Regions from separate parts of the Homo sapiens genome. Here region 2 is linked to region 1. Evidence: chromatin loops called from intact Hi-C (ENCODE). Cell type or tissue: body of pancreas. All regions are shown on one strand. Each heading gives the region's core, and the rest is flanking DNA. Links, peaks and the distances in the headings are about the cores only.

Region 1 (4,385 bases), core at 297-4,296:
GATGCTTATGGACTGAATGGCTGTGGCCAAGCTCTGAACCGCCCTGATCCTCAGTGTTCTCATCTGTAAGATGGGACGCTGGTCCTTTGCTCACGGTCTCATTGTGGGATTAGAGGTAATCAGCAGGAAGTACAATCACTGGAATACAGCAGTTTCCATTTTTAAATTTTATTTTTATTATTTATTTATTTATTTTTGAGACAGGGTCTCATTTTTAGCCCAGGCTGGAGTGCAGTGGCCTGATTCAGCTCACTGCAAATTCCGCCTCCCAGGTTCAAGTGATTCTCTTGCCTCAGCCTCCTGAGTAGCTGGGATTACAGGCACCACCACGCCCAGCTAATTTTTGTAATTTCGGTAGAGACGGGGTTTCGCCATGTTGGCCAGGCTGGTCTCGAACTCCTGGCCTCAAATGATCAGCCCGCCTCGACCTCCCAAAGTGCTGGGATTACAGGCATAAGCCACCGCACCCAGCCTTATTTATTTATTTTTAGAGACAGGGTCTTACTCTGTCACCCTGGCTGGAGTGCAGTTATGCAATCATAGCTCACAGCAACCTCGAACTGCTGGCCTCAAGGGATCCTCCTGCCCCAGCCTTCCAAGTAGCTTGAAGGTGTGTGCACTGCACTCAGCTAATTTTTATTTTTTTTAGTAGAGACAGGGTCTCACTATGTCGCCTAGGCTGGTCTCGAACTCCTTGGCTCAAGTGATCCTTCCACCTTAGCCTCCCAAAGTGCTGGAATTACATGTGTGAGCCACCGTGCTCAGCCAGATTACTGCACTTTTCAAAGATGTGCGTCACTGTCACTCCTGGGCTCAGGCTGAGAGCAGACCTGGATCTGCAGGAGACTTGATTTGAAGCTCCTCCAAGTGGGTGAGGCATAGGCTACTGCTGACAGCCATCCCTTCCCAGACTAGGATGACCTCAGGCTGGGATGGTGGCTGGACCATTAGGACTGTGTAACACCTTGGTGGTGAGAGGGGGTCCTAGGGCCGGGGGGCACATGTGAAGCTCTAGGCAGAAGCAGCAGAGGCCACAGCCTCAAAGTGTAGCCCCCTCCCCTTCTACATCACATCCCCAGATCTCAACAAAAGCTTTCTTCCTTCACATCCCCACGTCCCAAGAATGCGCAGCTTTTAAAAGACCCTAATGAGGGCAATGCTTACCCCAGAGCAATGGCCCCTGATGGTGGATTTACGAGCAATGGCGAGGAGAGTAGAAGGCTGGGAGGGAGGAGGGGCGAGCAGGGGAGGCTGCTGCCTCTGCTCATTTTTTATTAAAGATCTGCTTCAAGGTCAGCCCTGCCACAAGGGACTCCTCAATTTCCCAGGCTCTGCAGACAGAGAGGGAGATGTGCTGGGGGAGGGGAGGGAGATGGAGAGAAAGAGATCTGGATGGGCTAGGCAGAGGGGCACAAAGAGAAGAGAAGGAGGCTGCATGGTCCACAGGGGTCCCCCAGTATGATCCAGCAAAGTGCTGGACATGGGGGGTGCATCAGGGAGGTGCCGGAGGGAGTGAGGAGAGAAAAAGGAGGCCGATAGCATGGGAATGTTGATGGATTGGGCCAGCAGAAAAGAGTGGGTATTTAAGGTATTGGGACAGCAGAGCGACCAGGTTTTGTTTTTTGTTTTGTTTTGTTTGAGACGGGACCTCGCTCTGTTGCCCAGGCTGGAGTGCAGTGATGTGATCTCAGCTCACTACAGCCTCAACCTCCTGGGCTCAAGTGATCCTCCCAGCTCAGCCTCCCAAGTAGCTGGGACCACAGGTGCCTGCCATCATGCTTGGCTAATTTTTTTTTCTTTTCTTTTTTTTTTTTTTTTTTGAGACAGTCTTGCTCTGTCACCCAGGCTGGAGTGCAGTGGCGCTATCTAGGCTCATTGCAACCTCCGCCTCCTGGGTTCAAGTGATTCTCCTGCCTCAGCCTCCTGAATAGTTGGGATTACAGGTGCCTGCCACCATGCCCGGCTAATTTTTGTATTTTTAGTAGAGATGGGGTTTCACCATGTTGGTCAGGCTGGTCTCGAACTCCTGACCTTGTGATCCGCCCGCCTTGGCCTCCCAAAGTGCTGGGATTACAGGTGTGAGCCACCGTGCCCGGCCTTAATTTTTGTATTTTTTGTAGAGATGGGGTTTTGCCATGTTTCCCAGGCTGGTCTTGAACTCCTGGTTTCAAGCATTCCTCCTGCCTTGGCCTCCCAAAGTGCTGGGATTATAGGCGTGAGACCCCATATCCAGCCAAGGTTTTGTCATTCTCCAGATAAAAGGCACCACATGCATCATCAAATCCCTCTAGGCTATAACCATGAAATTTCTTTCTTTCTTTTTTTTTTTTTTTTTGAGATCAAGTCCCCCTCTGTCTCCCAGGCTGGAGTGCAGTGGTGCGATCTCAGCTCACTGCAACCTCCACCTCCCAGATTCAAGTGATTCTCCTACCTCAGCCTCCCGAGTAGCTGGGATTACAGGCACATGCCACCAGACCCAGCTACATTTTGTATTTTTAGTAGAAATGGGGTTTCATCATGTTGGCCAGGCTGGTCTCGAACTCTTGACCTCAGGTGATCCACCAGCCACAGCTTCCCAAAGTGCTGGGATCACAGGCGTGAGCCACCATGCCCAACAGAGAAGATTTCTAACAATAGAACTCATAGCAACCCTCAGAGACAAGTGTTATTAGCCCCATTTTACAGATGAAGAAACTGAGGCTCCAGGAGACTTTCCCAAGTCCACATGGCTACAAAGCAGCAAATCTGGCTCAGGTCCTGGGTCTGATTCCAGATCCCACTCATCCCATGGAGTCAGCCACATCCTCCCCACCTTTTGTGCCTGGCTTGAGACTCTCCCTCCAGTAATACCTCCCAGCTAAACGGGGTTTCACCATGTTGGCCAGGCTACCACAATTTTAAATAAAGAAAGAGGGGAAACTAGTGCTGGACAGGGAGACACTGTTTTATTTATTTTATTTTTTATTTTCAGAGACAAAGTTTCAGTTTGTCGCCCAGGCTGGAGTGCAGTGGCAGGATCACAGCTCACTGCAGCCTCAACCTCCTGGATCAAGCGATCCTCCTGCCTCTGCCTCTGAGTAGCTTGGACTACAGCTGTACACCACCAAGCCCAGCTCATTTTTATTTTATTTTTTTTAAAGAAACGGATACTCACTATGTTGTCCAGGCTGGTGAGACACTGTTTTATATGCAGATGTCTTTAAAAGGTTCATTGACCAAGTGCCATCTGAGCAGAGATTGCCTGTTCAGAGGGAGAGTGACTGGGGAGGGGGAGGACACAGGGCAGGGGTCTGGTATCAAGGCCTGGCCCAGGCAGACATTCTGAGGCTGCAGAAATGGGGACAGGGCTGGGCGCGGTGGCTCACGCCTGTAATCCCAGCACTTTGGGAGGCCGAGGCGGGCAGATCACCTGAGGTCAGGAGTTCGAGATCAGCCTGGCCAACATAGTGAAACCCCATCTCTACTAAAAATGCAAAAATTAAAAATTAGCCGGGCGTGGTGGTGGGTACCTGTAGTCCCAGCTACTCAGGAGGCTGAGGCAGGAGAATCGCTTGAACACGGGAGGAAGAGGATGCAGTGAGCTAAGATCATGCCACAGCACTCCAGTCTGGGAGAAAGAGTGAAACTCCATCTCAAAAAAAAAGGAAGAAAGAAACTCCATCTCAAAAAAAAAAAAAAAAAAAAAAAGAAGTGGGGACAGTCCCAGGAGATGGAAGGTCTAAAGGGCGAAGGGAGGAACTGGAGAATCCCACAGACTCACAGGTCTCTGACTTAGAGACCGGACTTGGGGCAGGGAAGTTTCTTGGGTCAGGGATCTAGAATGAAACAGACATCCCTGTACAAAGGTCCCATTGACGAGAGCTTGATGAAGGGACCCTGCACACAGGTGCAGATGAGGATATGAGAATGAACCAACAAGACATAGAGAAGCGGCCGAGGACTTAAATTACTGGGAAGCCGTTACCACTCCTAGGCTGTAGGGAGGAGGCTGAAAGCCAGAACTTGGCCAGAAGAACAGGAGGTGGAGAAGAGGGGCAGGAGAGGAACTCAGTAGGGGAATAAATCCCTAACTTATCTCTTCTCCCCTTCTCCTGGATCTGGCTTCTCCTGGTGATGCCTCCCCTTAGATGAACCCAACCGGACACCAAGAGCGAGGGAGCCTGGGTAATCGGACCACAGAGGCCAGCCTCCCTCCAAGGCCTAGAGCAGGGCAGAGCCGGAGCCAGAGGATCACACAGAGAAAAGCCAGCACAGATGGCGGTGCTGTTTTTTGAAACAAGTCGCACAAGGGGAGGAGCGCGTTTTGGGGAAATTAGCAGGCTGGGTGGGGAAACCAAGACAGAGTGTATCCCTATGAGCCAGGAGAAGGGAGCGCGAAGGGAGAG
Region 2 (4,385 bases), core at 271-4,270, 52 kb after region 1:
AGGCATGGGGCCAGGTGCTGGGACTGCCTCTGGGAACCAGACAAAGCCCCTGCCCTCAGGGAACTCCAGGCCAGCATTGGATACAGACCAGCCAACAGATAATTACTGGAGCCTGAACCACCTGCCAGGAGTTGGGATGTATGGGTTGCTATGGACATGCAAACGCTAGCATTGAACCTGCGATGGGGGGAGGCATCCATCTTACTGTAAACATCCAAGGAGTCAAATCTTTGCCATGATTATTTCCACAGGGTAGACCTGAAAGTTAATGTATGAGTCAAAGCATGTGTTCATTTTTTTTAAAGGCTTTTGAAGATAATTGTCAAATTGCTGTCCTGCAAATATTTGTTGAAGGAGCAGAGGGAAGCAGGGAGTAGAGAGATGGGATCTCTGAAAGGAAAAAACAAAACATACCATTTTCGTGGATGGCTGAGTGGGGAGGGCTGGACCCATGCTGCCACCATGTCTTCTTTTTAAATTTTTTTAAAATTATTTTTTAAAACTTCGCTGGGTCCAAAAATTTTTTAAAATAATTTTTTAAAAATTTAATATACATAGTAGTTATACATATTTATAGGGTACATGAGATGCTTTGATACAGGCATGCAATGTGAAATAAGCACATCATGGAGAATATAGTATCCATCCCCTCAAGCATTTATCCTTTGAGTTACAAATAATCCAATTACATTAAGTTATTCAAAAATATACAATTATTCACTGTAGTCACCCTGTTGGGCTATCAAACAGTAGGTTTTCTTGTTGGTTTTTTGTTTGTTTGTTTGTTTTGTTTTGTTGTTTTTTGAGACGGAGTCTCGCTCTGTCACCCAGGCTGGAGTGCAGGGGCGCAATCTCAGCTCACCACAATCTCCACCTCCCGGGTTCAAGCGATTCTCCTGCCTCGGCCTCGTGGGTAGCTGGGATTACAGGTGTGCACCACCACACTCAGCTAATTTTTTTATATTTTTGGTACAGACAGGGTTTCACCATGTTGGCCAGGCTGGTCTCGAACTCCTGACCTCAGGTGATCTGCCCACCTCAGCCTCCCAAAGTGCTGGGATTACAGATGTGAGCCACTGCACCTGGCCAGTAGGTCTTATTCATTCTATTTTTTGTATCCATTAATCATCCCTACCTCCCCCTCACCATGTTCTCTGTCCTAGACAACGACCTGCAGCCCAGGGAGAGCAGAGAGAAAGGTTTGGGACAAATAAGCCTTAGTCATTACCATTTATTGGGCACCTACTCTAAGCCAGGCACTGTGCAAAGTGCTATAATGACATCACCTCCATGAATCCTCTGACAATCTTGAAAGGCAGGTTGTGTTCCCATTTCACAGATGTAGAAGCTAAGGCTAGAAAAGTTGTATAGTGGCCGGGTGCGTTGTCTCACGCCTGTAATCCCAGCACTTTGGGAGGCTGAGCTGGGCAGATCATCTGAGGTCAGGAGTTCATGACCAGCCTGGCCAACATAGTGAAACCCCATCTCTACTAAAAATACAAAAATTAGCCAGGCATGGTGGCAGGCTCCTGTAATCCCAGCTATTTGGGTGGCTGAGGCAGGAGAATCACTTGAACCCGGGAGGTGGAGGTTGCAGTGAGCTGAGATCGCACCACTGCACTCCAGGCCAGGCGACAGAACGAAACTCCGTCTCAAAAAATAAAAATTAAAAAAAAGAGAGAAAAGAAAAGTTGTATAGGTGTACACAAGTGTATAGAAATGTTGAGTTGAACCAACTCGGAGGCCTAGGGAGTGTCCCTCCATGCCCAGGGCATCTTGCTGGGAGAAGCTGGGGACCCCGGGATGACATCTGGCTACTGGACAAAGAGGCCTCAAGTGTGACCACCACCTCTGAGCATCCCCTGCTCTCATGTTTTTCTAGGTCAACCCTCTTAGCTGAGCCATGGGGGCCAGTGCTGAAAAGGAGAGCCCCAAGAGTGCAGCAGTCCTGTTTTGAATCCTGGCACCTCCCATTTCCCAGCTCTATGAGGTTGGGCAAGTCAATTCACTTTGCCTTAGCTTCTACATCTGTGAAATGGGAATGTGACCTGCCTTTCGAAGTTGCCAGAGGATCCCTTCAGTAACAGCTGCTGGACACCTGCTGTATGCCAGGCACGGGGCCAGGGCTGCATGATCAAAGACCTCCAGGGGCAGTGTGGACACAGGCTGGAGGGAGAGACTCCAGAGGAACTGGGAGGCCAGGTAGTGGCTGTCACAGAGGAGCAGTGAGAGAGAATGACCACTGACCCCAGCAGTGGGAGCAGGGATAAGGAGTAGATAACCGGACTTTGGTCCCTAAACTGAGACTGGGCTTAGGGTGGGAGAGGGAGGGGAGTAGAGACGTCAGGGGCTTCCATTTGAGGCCCAGATATCAGCCACCCCCTACCCCAAGCCAGCAGCAGAAAGAAGCAATGAAACTACCCCTTGCCCCCCGATAACCCCCCTACAAGCCACTTGGCAGCCTTACCCTTGCAGAAATGGGGGTGCTTTGACGACCTCCCATGGCTATATGAGGATGGGATGTCATGGAGGCCAGGAAGGCAGAAAAGGCTGTGTATGTTTCAAAGCCAGAATTCTCACTCTTCCCCTAAAATTCTCGAAAGAGCGACTGCAGTCTGGATGTGGGAGGGAGGCCTGCCCTGGTGGGTGGAGGAGGGTACGGAGGAGGGGCTCAGCCTCACCTGAGGGGCGAGGGGGTCGTCTCTCCCCACCTCTGGGAACAAGTTTTTCTTTTGTCTGTTTGTTGGTTATTTGGTTGGTTGATTGGGCTGGTGTACAATGTTTTGTTGCTGTTGTTTGTTTTTTGAGATGGAGTCTCTGGGTCACCTAGGCTGGTGTGCAGTGGCGTGATCTTGGCCTACTGCAACCTCTGCCTCCCAGGTTCAGGTGATTCTCCTACCTCAGCCTCCTGAGTAGCGGGGATTGCAGGCGCCCACCACCACATCCGGCTAATTTTTGTATTTTTAGTAGAGACAGGGTTTCGCCATGTTGGCCAGGCTGGTTTCGCACTCCTGAGCTCAGGTGATCTGCCTGCCTCGGACACCCAAAGTGCTGGGATTACAGGCGAGAGCCACTGCGCCTGGCCAGGCTTGTGTACAGTGAACTTGAGCTTCCTCAGTGCTGAAGACCTGGCTTGATCTGTGACCTTGGACAGGTTATTGCAAGCCGGAGTGTGCACTTGTGACCCAGGGGTTGGCGGGGCTGGGCTGAGTGCGGGGCAGGAAAGAGGGAACCAAATCTGGGAGACCAGCCCCTTCACCCTCTCTGTGCCCCTGCAGGTATTCGGAGGAGGAGATTCGGCAGAAAGTGGGGACATTCCGGCAGATGCTGATGGAGAAGGAGGGAGTGCTCACCAGGGAGGACCGGCCTGGGGGCCACATGTGAGTGCTTACCTGTGTGGGGATGAGGGAGAGGGGGTGCAGGCTCAGGCAGCAGCTGGGTACTAAAGGGGCCTGTCCAGGTGGCTTGGTCTGGTTGGGGCTCAGGTGAGGGGGTGGAGAGGAAGAAGATAAGGAGAAGGAGAGGAGAGCATGGTCTCTGCCCACTGGAAATGCTGGCCTGGCCCACGGACATCTGGACATCACCAAGGGCCTCCTCCTACCCTCCCTGGGTCCTACCTATGGCTCAGCAGTGGGAGGCATGGGGAAGGCAGCCCAGATCTCAGCTCAGGGGATTCTGAGCTGCAAATCGGAAGACCTCAGATATGCCCTGAACCCAACATTGTCTCTGGCCGACAAAGTGACCCCAGGCAAGCCCTGATGATTCCCTCCTATAGAAATGAAATTTGGGCAGGGTACAGTGGCTCAAGCCTGTAATCCCAGCACTTCGGGAGGCCAAGTCAGGCAGATCGCTTGAGGTCAGGAGTTCGAGACCAGCCTTGGCCAACACGTCGAAACCCTGTCTCTACTAAAAATAGAAAAGTTATCCGGGCATAGTGGCACATGCCTGTAATCCCAGCTACTTGGGAGGCTGAGGCAGGAGAATCGCTTGAACCCGGAAGGCAGAGGTTGCAGTGAGCCGAGATCCTGCCACTGTACTCCAGCCTGGTCAACAGAGCGAGATTCCATCTCAAAAAATAAAATAGAATAAAATCAAATAAAATTCAGAGTAAGCACACACTCTGGGATGTAAGAGCCCACACACCAAATCCCACTGCTACCATGACCAATGGCTTGGTGGCTAAAGAGGGTGTAAGACTGGGCATGGTGGCTCACACCTGTAATCCTAGTACTTTGGGAGGCCAAGGTGGGAGGATTGCTTGAGCTCAGGAGTTCGAGACCACCCTGAGCAACATGGTGAAACTCAATCTCTACAAAATACACAAAAATTAGCCAGGCATGGTGGCCTGGGCCTGTAATCCCAGCTACTCAGGGAGCTGAGACACG

Evidence for each region. A loop is a pair of places that touch in the nucleus more often than their neighbours do. Peaks named below come from ENCODE experiments on the same cell type or tissue, not always from the same donor. Only the 100,000 strongest peaks of a DNase experiment are listed, where the experiment ranks them.
Region 2: it touches region 1 in a loop (1.9-fold over the local background); 4 of 110 quality-filtered maps call a loop at or near these places.

The regions. Positions count from the first base shown.
Region 1 is chr7:76,192,780-76,197,164 of GRCh38, forward strand. No RefSeq gene overlaps it. Among named protein-coding and RNA genes, the nearest start is that of SRRM3, 6.9 kb to the right of the region's middle. In body of pancreas, for the core only: no CTCF peak of the experiment used is centred there; no DNase peak of the experiment used is centred there.
Region 2 is chr7:76,244,910-76,249,294 of GRCh38, forward strand. SRRM3 (serine/arginine repetitive matrix 3) reads left to right here. Exons shown (of 15, transcript NM_001110199.3): 3 at 3,279-3,380. Among named protein-coding and RNA genes, the nearest start is that of SRRM3, 45 kb to the left of the region's middle. In body of pancreas, for the core only: no CTCF peak of the experiment used is centred there; a DNase peak (open chromatin) is centred at 2,132.